Regions from separate parts of the Homo sapiens genome. Here region 2 is linked to region 1. The links are chromatin contacts, found by Hi-C or POLR2A ChIA-PET in ENCODE. All regions are on one chromosome and are shown on one strand. The core of a region is the stretch at or near the end of the contact, and the rest is flanking DNA. Distances in the headings are between cores, read along the strand shown. Region 1 overlaps MTAP (methylthioadenosine phosphorylase). Region 2 has its middle 190 kb from the start of CDKN2B.

Region 1 (4,764 bases), core at 1,653-4,152:
ATAAGAAGGTGCTATCTGTGAGAAAGTAGGTTCTCACCAGACACCAAATCTGCTGGCAACTTTTTTTGGACTTCCCAGCCTCCAGGACTGTGAGAAATTTCTGTTGCTTAGAAGCTACCCAGTCTATGGTATTCCGTTGTATCAACCTGAACAGACTAAGACACACATATACACCCTTGCTTAAATATAAAAACAAGGCTGCAAAAACCTCCAGTGGCTACCTCCCAATAGACTGCGATGCAATAACATCTCCATTTTAGATTTCAAATAATGGCCCCTCCGAAGATGTCCACATGCTAACCCTTAGAACCTATGAATATATTACTTTAGATGGCAAAGGGGAACTAAGAGAGCAAATGGAATTAAGGTTGCTAACAAGCTGACTTTAAAATAGAAAGGTTATTCTGGATTAACTAGGTGTGCGGCATGTCTTCACATGAGTCCTCACATGTGGAAGACGGAGGCAGAAGAGTCAATGTCAGCATGATGAGAGGTGAGGACTCCATTGCCATTGCTGGCTCTGAAGATGGATGAGGGCCATATGCCAAGGTGAGTGGCAAAGGCAGGGAAAGGGATTCTACCCTAAGCCTCCAGAAAGGAATGCAGCCGTGCTGACAATTTTTCTAGTTTCAGTGAGACCCACGATACACTCCAAACTTACAGAACTAAAAGATAAGGTCTGCTTCTTCCTCTTGCTTTAACCTTTAAAGCCCTCTAGCTAGGCAAGGGGACTAATTTTTATCTCCCCATAGCTTGGGATCCTACTGGAAAACACGGATTTCAGGGACTGGCTTATCTACTGGCTTTACCACTCACTAGCTGTGTGCCTCTGGGAAAGTCACTCTCGTCTCTCTGCACCTCAGTTATATCAGTTTCCTTAAACGGGAGTAATCCCACTTACCTTATAAAGTCCCCGTGAAAACTGAATGAGACAACATGAAGCAAGTGCTTGGCACTTGTCACTATCATTTATGGAAAATATGCTTCTAAACATTTCTTCTGCCAATCCCAAAGTATGACATATTGATGGGCCTCAAATCAAGGGTATCCAACAAATTGCTTAAGGTTGTCAAGCAGGGATATGTGATAAGAAAAGCTAGTAGACAAATAAAAAAAAACAGCCTATGGAAAAGTAAAGGAGACAAAATGATGTGTGCTGGCAGGAAAAATGAGTTCAAGAGAGTGAAAGGAAGAACACTGGCACTTTCAAAGAGAGGGAGAAAAGCCTAGAAATAGACTGACTGGTAGGTTGTTTCTTGAATCAAGACTCTTACATTGGCTTGAAGATAGCTGTTAGTTAATACGTTTCCTTTGAGGAAATGTGGTGTTGCAAACAAGCTGAGGGCAAACACCCATCCCCTGGCAGAAGCAAACACAATCATCGACCTCTGAGGACATTTCAGAATACGGTCTGTATCCACAACAAGCCCCAACATGCAGAATCGTGAGTCAATTAATTTACTGGCAGAGCAGAATAACGGCTGCTCATAAGGAGGACGGTTTAGGGGAAGTGAATCTACCCATCATTTAAAATATATCCCAAGAATCAAACAGCAGCGTGAATAGGCAGTCATGAGAAAAAATTCTGACAGAAACATCAGACTAAGAAGTGGAACAATTCTGTCTCTATAACCAGAAGGAAGTGAGGCTCACACATGTAATCCCAGCACTTTAGGAGGCCAAGGTGGGTGGAACCCTTGAGTTTAGATGTTCAAGATCAGCCCAGGCAACATAGTGAAACCCTGTCTCTACAAAAACATACAAAAAATTAGCTGGGTATGGTGTCACACCCTTGTAGTCCCAGCTACTTGGGGGGCTGAGGTGGCAAGATCACCTGAGCCTGGGAGGTAAAGGCTGCAGTGAGCTGTGGCGCCACTGTACTCCAGCTTGGGCGAGAGTGAGATCTTGTCTCAAAAAAAAGAGAAGTGAAAACTTATGAATTTGGACCAATATCACTAAGATCCTCCCACTGTTCTGGTATCAAGAGTGCCCCTGAGTGCTTGTGGTGGCATGAAAAAGGAGGAAAACCAATGGATGTTTATATCCCAGTCAAGGAAGGCTGCTCAATAAACAGGTACCATAGTTTCCCCTTATTTTCTATTATATTTCATGAGATCATGCTAAACAATAGCACAAAAATAAAAATCCTCACTCTACATAGGTGGTGACAACAACCTCTTTGGGCCTCAGTTTTCTCACCTTTTGTAAAAGGGAAGGATAAGGTAGATAGAAGATGTCTTCTAGAGCTGTGATAATAAGCAGTGCCAGAAACATAGTAAGGGCCTAAGTTTCTTCAAGTATAAACTGGAATAATGACTGCTGTATGCCGTAAGTGGGATTAACTGATTGTGACACCTAATAGGAACTCAAAAACTGGTAGTGTAGGATTTTTAATAAAAGGATGTATGATGGGAAGTTAATAACACAACTAGGTTATGGAACAGAACGTAAGAATGAACCTCATCCAGGGGAATAGTGGACACCACTTCAAGGACAGCTACAGACAAGAGGATGACAAAGAACAGGGACGCAAGTAACTGGGGAAAGGGAAGGTGAAGGAAGGTGAAGAGTTTATGCTTAAGTTTCTGTCTTCTCTATAAAGGTGGAGGTGACATTCTCAGCTAAAGAGTGAGGGAAATGAGTAAGAAGAAGTAAGAACAGTAAGGGTTAAAAACAGCTTACTATTTTTAGCAATGAGAGAAAGAGCTAAACAAAGGCTTCTTGCGTAACTCTTTACCATAAAACGCTTTCTAGTCATCAAGAGGCAGAAAGAGAATGATCAAATACTTGACATCAGAGCATACTCCCAACCTCAGGGCCCAGACACGGGCCTTTATGCTATGACATAAAGTTCTAGGGGAAGCCCAAGGCAGGGCTGGTCTCTGGGAGAAGGAAACAGACTGACATAACTGATCCCTCAGCACTGTGTTTATAGCGGGACTTTCCTGATGAGTAAGAATGCGTGACAAAAGCAAAGTCGAACCTCTCCCAGTTCTACCAAGAAAATAAGTTGAAGAAATAATCTGAAGAGGGGAGGATACCAGAACTTTTAGGAATCAATTCAACACCCTCATTTAGCAGATGAGGACACTAAGTGACAAAGGAATTTCACGGCACAGCCAGGAAAGAATTCTGGATGTCCTCACTTCTAAGCTGAGATTCTTCCACTGCATTCTTTGAGAAGGCATAACCCAAACACAGGCCTTAGGCACAACAGGCCAATATGTTATTAGCCACATTTTATAGAAACTGTTTAGCACCGGGAATCACACTCTGCTTCCTTTAATATTCAGTTTTTGGTCATATTTTTCTCATTGTAAAAAAAAAAAAAATCAATATCTGCAAAACATTCCTGATAAAGAAGACTATTAAAAAAGAAATCTCATCCTTCTCCTTACTGATATGTTTGCAAGTTTCACCTTGAGATATTTCTGACAGTGATAGCAGTTGAGCAAGTCCTACTCATCTGATCCTTTTCTAAAAAATATGTAGCTGGGTGCAGTGGCTCATGCCTATAATCCCAGCACTTTGGGGAGGCCAAAGCAGGAAGACTGCTTGAGGCCAGGAGTTTGAAACCAGCCTGGGCAACATAGTGAGACCCCATCTCCTTAAAAAAAAAAAATTACCAAGCACAGTGGCAGATTCCTGTAATCCTAGCTACTAGACGGGCTGAGGATTGCTTAAGCCCAGGAGGTAGAGGCTACAGTGAGCTGCGATCAGGCCACTGCACTCTACCCCGGGCAACAGAGAAAGATCCTATCTAAAAAAACAACAAAAAAATACAATGTGGGCATCTTTTCAAATAGTTTATAGATCTAGTTGTTTTTCTTAGATTTGCATAATAAATATGGTGTACTGATTTCCTACAATCATCAGGATTAATGGTAAAGAGAAAGAAGAGCAACTGTAGAAATTGCTGGAATCCCCTGTCCATGTATCTTTAATGGCATGGACAGTTAGTAGTTGGGGGTGAAAGAAAGGCCATATCATCAGTTCTGCCATACATACAAATGAATGTGCAAAGGTATCTAACAAGAACTGGGCTAGAAAATGGAGGGCCCATGTACCACAAGTACAGGAGGAGACAACAAAATGCCTCATGACTTGAATAAAGCAGCTGGCAGGGAAACAGTCTTGCTTTGCTCCAATGGCAAAAATCTCATTAAAAACCAATCCTGTGCACCACTTTATAATGCATCATCGAAGTCGAGCTTTACAAGTCCGGTGGGTGTGGGAGGCAGGAAAGAGTCATGCCTTTCTTCTCCATGGCTGATGAATAAAAACTAAGCAAAGGCCCAGTGATGCATAGTCATGCTTCTACATTTCTCTAAGTCTCATTTACTTTGACTCTTTTATGAGGTCTTTTTTCCCCTATTAATAGAAAAACTTGCTTCAGTTTCCCATAAGTGACTCAGTGAGAGCCAGGTGTGCATACATACAAGGGTGTGTACCATAGGAGAGAAGTTCCAAAATTATGAATCTGGGAGTACATATCTTATGAGAGCCTTTTAATGTATAAACAGCCTGATGACATTCTTTTAGGACAGACTAAAGGTCAAATACTTTCCCCAGTTCAAACTGACTGTTTAATCGCTGCAAAGAAGTGGAACAAATCCCACTCCTAACCATCTTTTACCCTCAGTGGCCAAATGACTTGTGGCTCTAACAATGGGGACCTTGTACAAGTTAAAAGAAATGGATTAATCAAACACAATCCAGCAGGAGGCATAGGCACTGAAGAAACCTACTGCAGACAAGCCTCCT
Region 2 (4,764 bases), core at 719-3,218, 370 kb before region 1:
TGAACTGGCTGAGATGGCTGAAATGACAGAAATGTAATTCAGAATATGGATAGAAATGATTGAGCTATAGGAATAAGGTGAAATCTAATGCAAGGAAGCTAAAAAATCATAAACAATGCAGGAACTTACAGACAAAATAGTCAGTATAGAAAAGAACCTAACCAACCTAATAGAGCTAAAAAATACACTGCAAGAAATTTTACAATGCAACCACAACTATTAGTAGCAGATTAGGCCAAGTGGAGGAAAGAATCTCAGAGCTTGAAGACTGTCTTTCTGAAATAAGACTGTAATAAAGAAATAGAGAAAAAAGAATAAAAAGAAATAAACAAAATCCCTGAGAGATGTGGGATTACATAAAGAAGAAATCTATGACTCCTGGGTGTCCCTAAAAGAGATGGGGAGAAGGGAACTATATAATCTATTCTCATGCTGCAAATAAAACATGTCTGAGACTGGGTAATTTATAAAGGGAAGAGGTTTAATGGACTCACAGTTCAGCATGACTGGGAGGATTCACAATCATGGTAGAAGGTAAAGGAAAAGCAAAGGGAAGTCTTACATGGTGGCAGACAAGAGAATATGTTCAGGGAAACTCTCCTTTATAAAATCATCAGATTTCATGAGACTTATTCACTATTGTGAGAACAGTATGGGGGAAACCACTCCCATGATTCAATTATCTCTACCAGGTCCCTCCCATGACATGTGGGGATTATTAAACTTCAAGGTGAGATTTGGGTGGGGAAACAGCCAAACCATATTATTCCACACCTAGCCCCTCCCAAATCTCATGTTCTCACATTTCAAAAACAATCATGCTTTCCCAACAGCTCCCTGAAATCTTAACTCATTTCAGCATTAACTCAAAAGTCCACAGTCCAAATTCTCATCTGACAAGGCAAGTTCTTTCCACCTATGATCCTGCAAAATCAAAAGCAAGTTAGTTACTTCCTAGATACAATGGGGATACAAGCATTGGGTAAATACACCCATTCCAAATGGGAGAAGTCAGCCAAAAGGAGGGGACTACAGGCTTCATGCAAGTCCAAAATCCAGCAGGGCAGCCAAATTTTAAAGTTCTGAAATGATCTCCTTTTACTCCACGTCTCATATCTAGGTCCTGCTGATGCAAGAGGTGAGCTCCCATGCCCTCTTGGGCAGTTCCACCCCTGTGGCTTTGCAGGGTACAGCCCACCTCTCAGCTGCTTTCACAGGCTGGCATTGAGTGTCTGTGGCTTTTCCAGGTACGTGGTGTAAGGTGTTGGTGGATCTACCGTTCTGGGGTCTGGAGGACGGTGGCCCTTTTCTCACAACTCCACTAGGCAGTGTCCCAGTGGGGAATCTGTGTAGGGGTGCCAGCTCCACATTTCCCTTCCACACTGTCCTAGCAGAGGTTCTCCATGAGGGCCCAACCCCTGCAGCAAACTTCTGCCTGTTCATCCAGACGTTTCCATACTGCCTCTGGAACCTGTGTGTTCCAGGTCCATACATCCTCTGAAATCTACGTGGAGGTTCCCAAATCTCAGTTCTTGACTTCTGTGCGCCCACAGCCCAATACCAAATGAAGGCCACCAAGGCTTGGGTCATGCACCCTTTCTGAATCAATGGCCTGAGTTCTAGCCATGGCTAGGGCACAGGGCACCAAGTCATGAGAATGCACAATGTAGCAAGGTCCTGGGCCCAGCCCACAAGACCACTTTTTTCTCCTAGGCCTCCAGGCCTGTGATGGGAGGGGCTTCTGGAAGACCTCTGGCAGGCCCTAGAGACATTTTCCCTATTGTCTTGGTGATTAACATTTGGCTTCTCATTACTTATGCAAACTTCTGAAGCCAGCTTGAATTTATCCTCAGCAACCGGGTTTTTCTTTTCTATTGCATCATCAGGCTGTACATTTTCTGAATTTTCGTGCTCTGCTTCCCTTTTAAACATGTTTCAGTTCCAAAGCATAAATCTGCGAATACATAAAACTCAATGCATTTAACAGCACCGAAGTCACCTCTTGAATGCTTTGCTGCTTAGAAAATTCTTCTACCAGATACCCTAAATCATTTCTCTCAAGTTCAAAGTTCCACAAATCTCTAAGGCAGGGGCAAAATGCCAGTCTCTTTGCTAAAACATAGCAAGAGTCACTTTTATTCCAGTTTCCAACAAGGTCTTCATCTCCATGTGAGACCACCTCAACCTGAACTTTATTGTCCATGTATCAATGTCAGCATTTTGGTCAAAGCCATTCATCAAGTCTCTAGGAAGATCCAAACTTTCCCTTCAAACTTCTTCCTGTCCTCTTCTGAGCCCTCCAAACTGACCCAACCTCTGCCTGTTTCTCAGTTCCAAAGTCATTTCCACATTTTTGGGTATCTTTACAGCAGCACCCCACTCTACCAGTACCGATTTACTGTATTAGTCAGTTCTCATGCTGTATAAGACATACTTCAGACAGAGGAATTTATAGAGAAAAAGAGGCTAAATAGACTCACAGTTCCACATGGCTGGGGAGGCCTCACAGTCATGGCAGAAGGCAAAGGAGAAGCGAAAGCTTGTCTTAAATGGTGGCAGGCAACAGAGGGTGTACAGGGGAATTCCCTTTTATAAAACCATCAGATCTTATGAGACTTATTTACTACCATGAGAACAATAGGAGGGAAACTGCCCCCCTAATGCAATTTCCTCCACCTGGCCCCACCCTTGACACATGGGAATTATTACAATTCAAGGTGAGATTTGGGTGGGGACACAACCAAACTATATCAGGAACGAATCATGGAAAGAATATTTCAGGACATTATACATAATTTCTCCAACCTTGCTAGAGAGGCCAACATTCAAATTCAGGAAATGCAGAGAACCCCATTGACAAAGAGACATATACTCCCACATAATAATAGTAAGAGACTTTAACACTGTACTGACATTATTAGATAGATTATCCAGACAAAAAAATTAACAAAAATATTCAGGACATGAACTCAGCACTAGATCAAATAGACCTGATACACATCTGGAGTACTCTCCACCCAAAAACAATAGATTATAAGTTTTTCTTATTGTCACATGGTACAGACTCTAAAATCAATCACATAATTGCACATAAAACACTCCTGAGCAAATGCAAACTACTAAAATCATTTACAAAGTCTCTCAGACCATAGCATAATCAAATTAAAAATCAAGACTAAGAAATTCACTCAAAACAATACAATTACATGGAAATTAAATAATATGCTCCTGAATGCCTGTTGGGTACATAATGAAATTAAGGCAGAAATGAAGAAGTTCTTTGTAAGTAATGAGAACAAAGATAAAACATACCAGAATAACTGGGACATAGCTAAGAGAGTGTAAGTGGGAAATTATAGTGCTACATCCCTACATCAAAAAGTTAGAAAGACCTTAAGTTAACAACCTAATATCACAACTAAAAGAATCTCAAATCTAGCTGAAGATAAGAAAAAAAAACAAAATTAGGGATAAACTGAAGGAGACTGAAACAAGAAAAACTATTCAAAACATCAACAAAACTTTAAAAAATAATAATAAAATAGACCACTAGCTAGACTAATATGGAAGAAAAGAGAGAAGGTTCAAATAAACACAATCAGAAATAACAAGGGAGATATTACCATTGACCCCACAGAAATACAAATAATCATCAGAGAATATTATCAACATGTATATGCATGTAAACTAGAAAATCTAGAAGAAATGCATAAATATCTTGACATATACACCCTCCAAAGACTCAACCAAGGAGAAATTAAATTCCTGAACAGACAAATAATGATCTCTGAAATTGAGTAGTAATAAATAGCCTACCAACCAACAAAAGCTCGGGAAAAGCCAGATACACAGCTGAATTCTACCTGTTGTACAAAGAAGAGCTGGTACCATTCCTACTGAAACTATTCCAAAGAATTAATGAGGAAGGTCTCCTCCCTAACTCGTTCAATGAGGCCAGCATCTTCCTGATGCCAAAATGTAGCAGAGACACAATGAAAAAAGAAAATGTCAAGCCAATGTCTATGATGACTATTGATGTGAAAATCCCCAGCAATATACTAGCAAACCTAATTCAGCAGCACATCAAAAAGCTTATCCACTACAACCAAGTAGACTTTTTCTCTGGTGTGCAAGCTTCATTCAACATATGCAAATCAATAAATTTGTCTCATTACATAAACAGAACTAAAGACAAAAACCACATGATTCTCTCAATAGATGCAGAAAAGACTTTCAATAAAATTCAATACCTCTTCATGTTAAAACTCTCAATAAACTAGGTATTGAAGGAACATACCTCAAAATGATAAGAGCCATCTATGACAAACCATGACCAACATCACACTAAGTGGGCAAAAGCTGGAAGTATCCCTCATGAAAACCAGCACAAGAAAAGGATGCCCTCTCTCACCACTTCTATTTAATATAGCATTGGAAGTCCTGGTCAGGGCAATCAGGGAAAGTAAAAAGATAAAGGCATTGAAATAGGAACAGAGGAATTCAAACTGTCCCTGTTTGCAGATAATATAATCCTATATCTAGAAAACACCATAACCTCAACCCAAAAGCTCCTTAAGTTGATAAACTTCAACAAAGTCTCAGGATACAAAAATCAATTTGTCTTCTGAGATAGAAAAATGTTAGTAATGCAAAAATCACAAACATTCCTATACACCAACAACAGTCATGCTGAGGGCCAGATCAGGAACGCAATCTCATTCACAATTGCAACAACAAAAAATTAAATATCTAGGAGTATAGCTA

The links. Hi-C counts contacts between places; a loop is a spot of excess contacts on that map. ChIA-PET counts read pairs that join two places held with the same protein, here RNA polymerase II (POLR2A). Pooled maps may share reads with other maps.
Region 2: a loop to region 1 is called in a map with no recorded cell type, with 5 times the contacts of the local background. The contact joins two enhancer-like sites. A Hi-C loop is called at or near these places in 1 of 168 maps with a recorded cell type or tissue (stomach), 1 of 37 single-sample maps with no recorded cell type and 3 of 50 pooled maps. POLR2A ChIA-PET finds 5 or more read pairs at or near these places in 1 of 52 experiments (MCF 10A).

Annotation. Positions count from the first base shown.
Region 1 is chr9:21,830,354-21,835,117 of GRCh38, reverse strand. All of the region lies in intron 4 of MTAP (methylthioadenosine phosphorylase), which reads right to left. Among named protein-coding and RNA genes, the nearest start is that of MTAP, 30 kb to the right of the region's middle. RefSeq lists enhancers at 1,421-1,560, 1,810-3,009, 2,877-3,186. Within about 2 kb of position 2,902, at least 8 of the 41 ENCODE cell types and tissues checked have a DNase peak (open chromatin) inside an H3K27ac peak, as active enhancers do.
Region 2 is chr9:22,194,980-22,199,743 of GRCh38, reverse strand. No RefSeq gene overlaps it. Among named protein-coding and RNA genes, the nearest start is that of CDKN2B, 190 kb to the right of the region's middle. RefSeq lists an enhancer at 2,329-2,388. Within about 2 kb of position 1,968, at least 2 of the 41 ENCODE cell types and tissues checked have a DNase peak (open chromatin) inside an H3K27ac peak, as active enhancers do.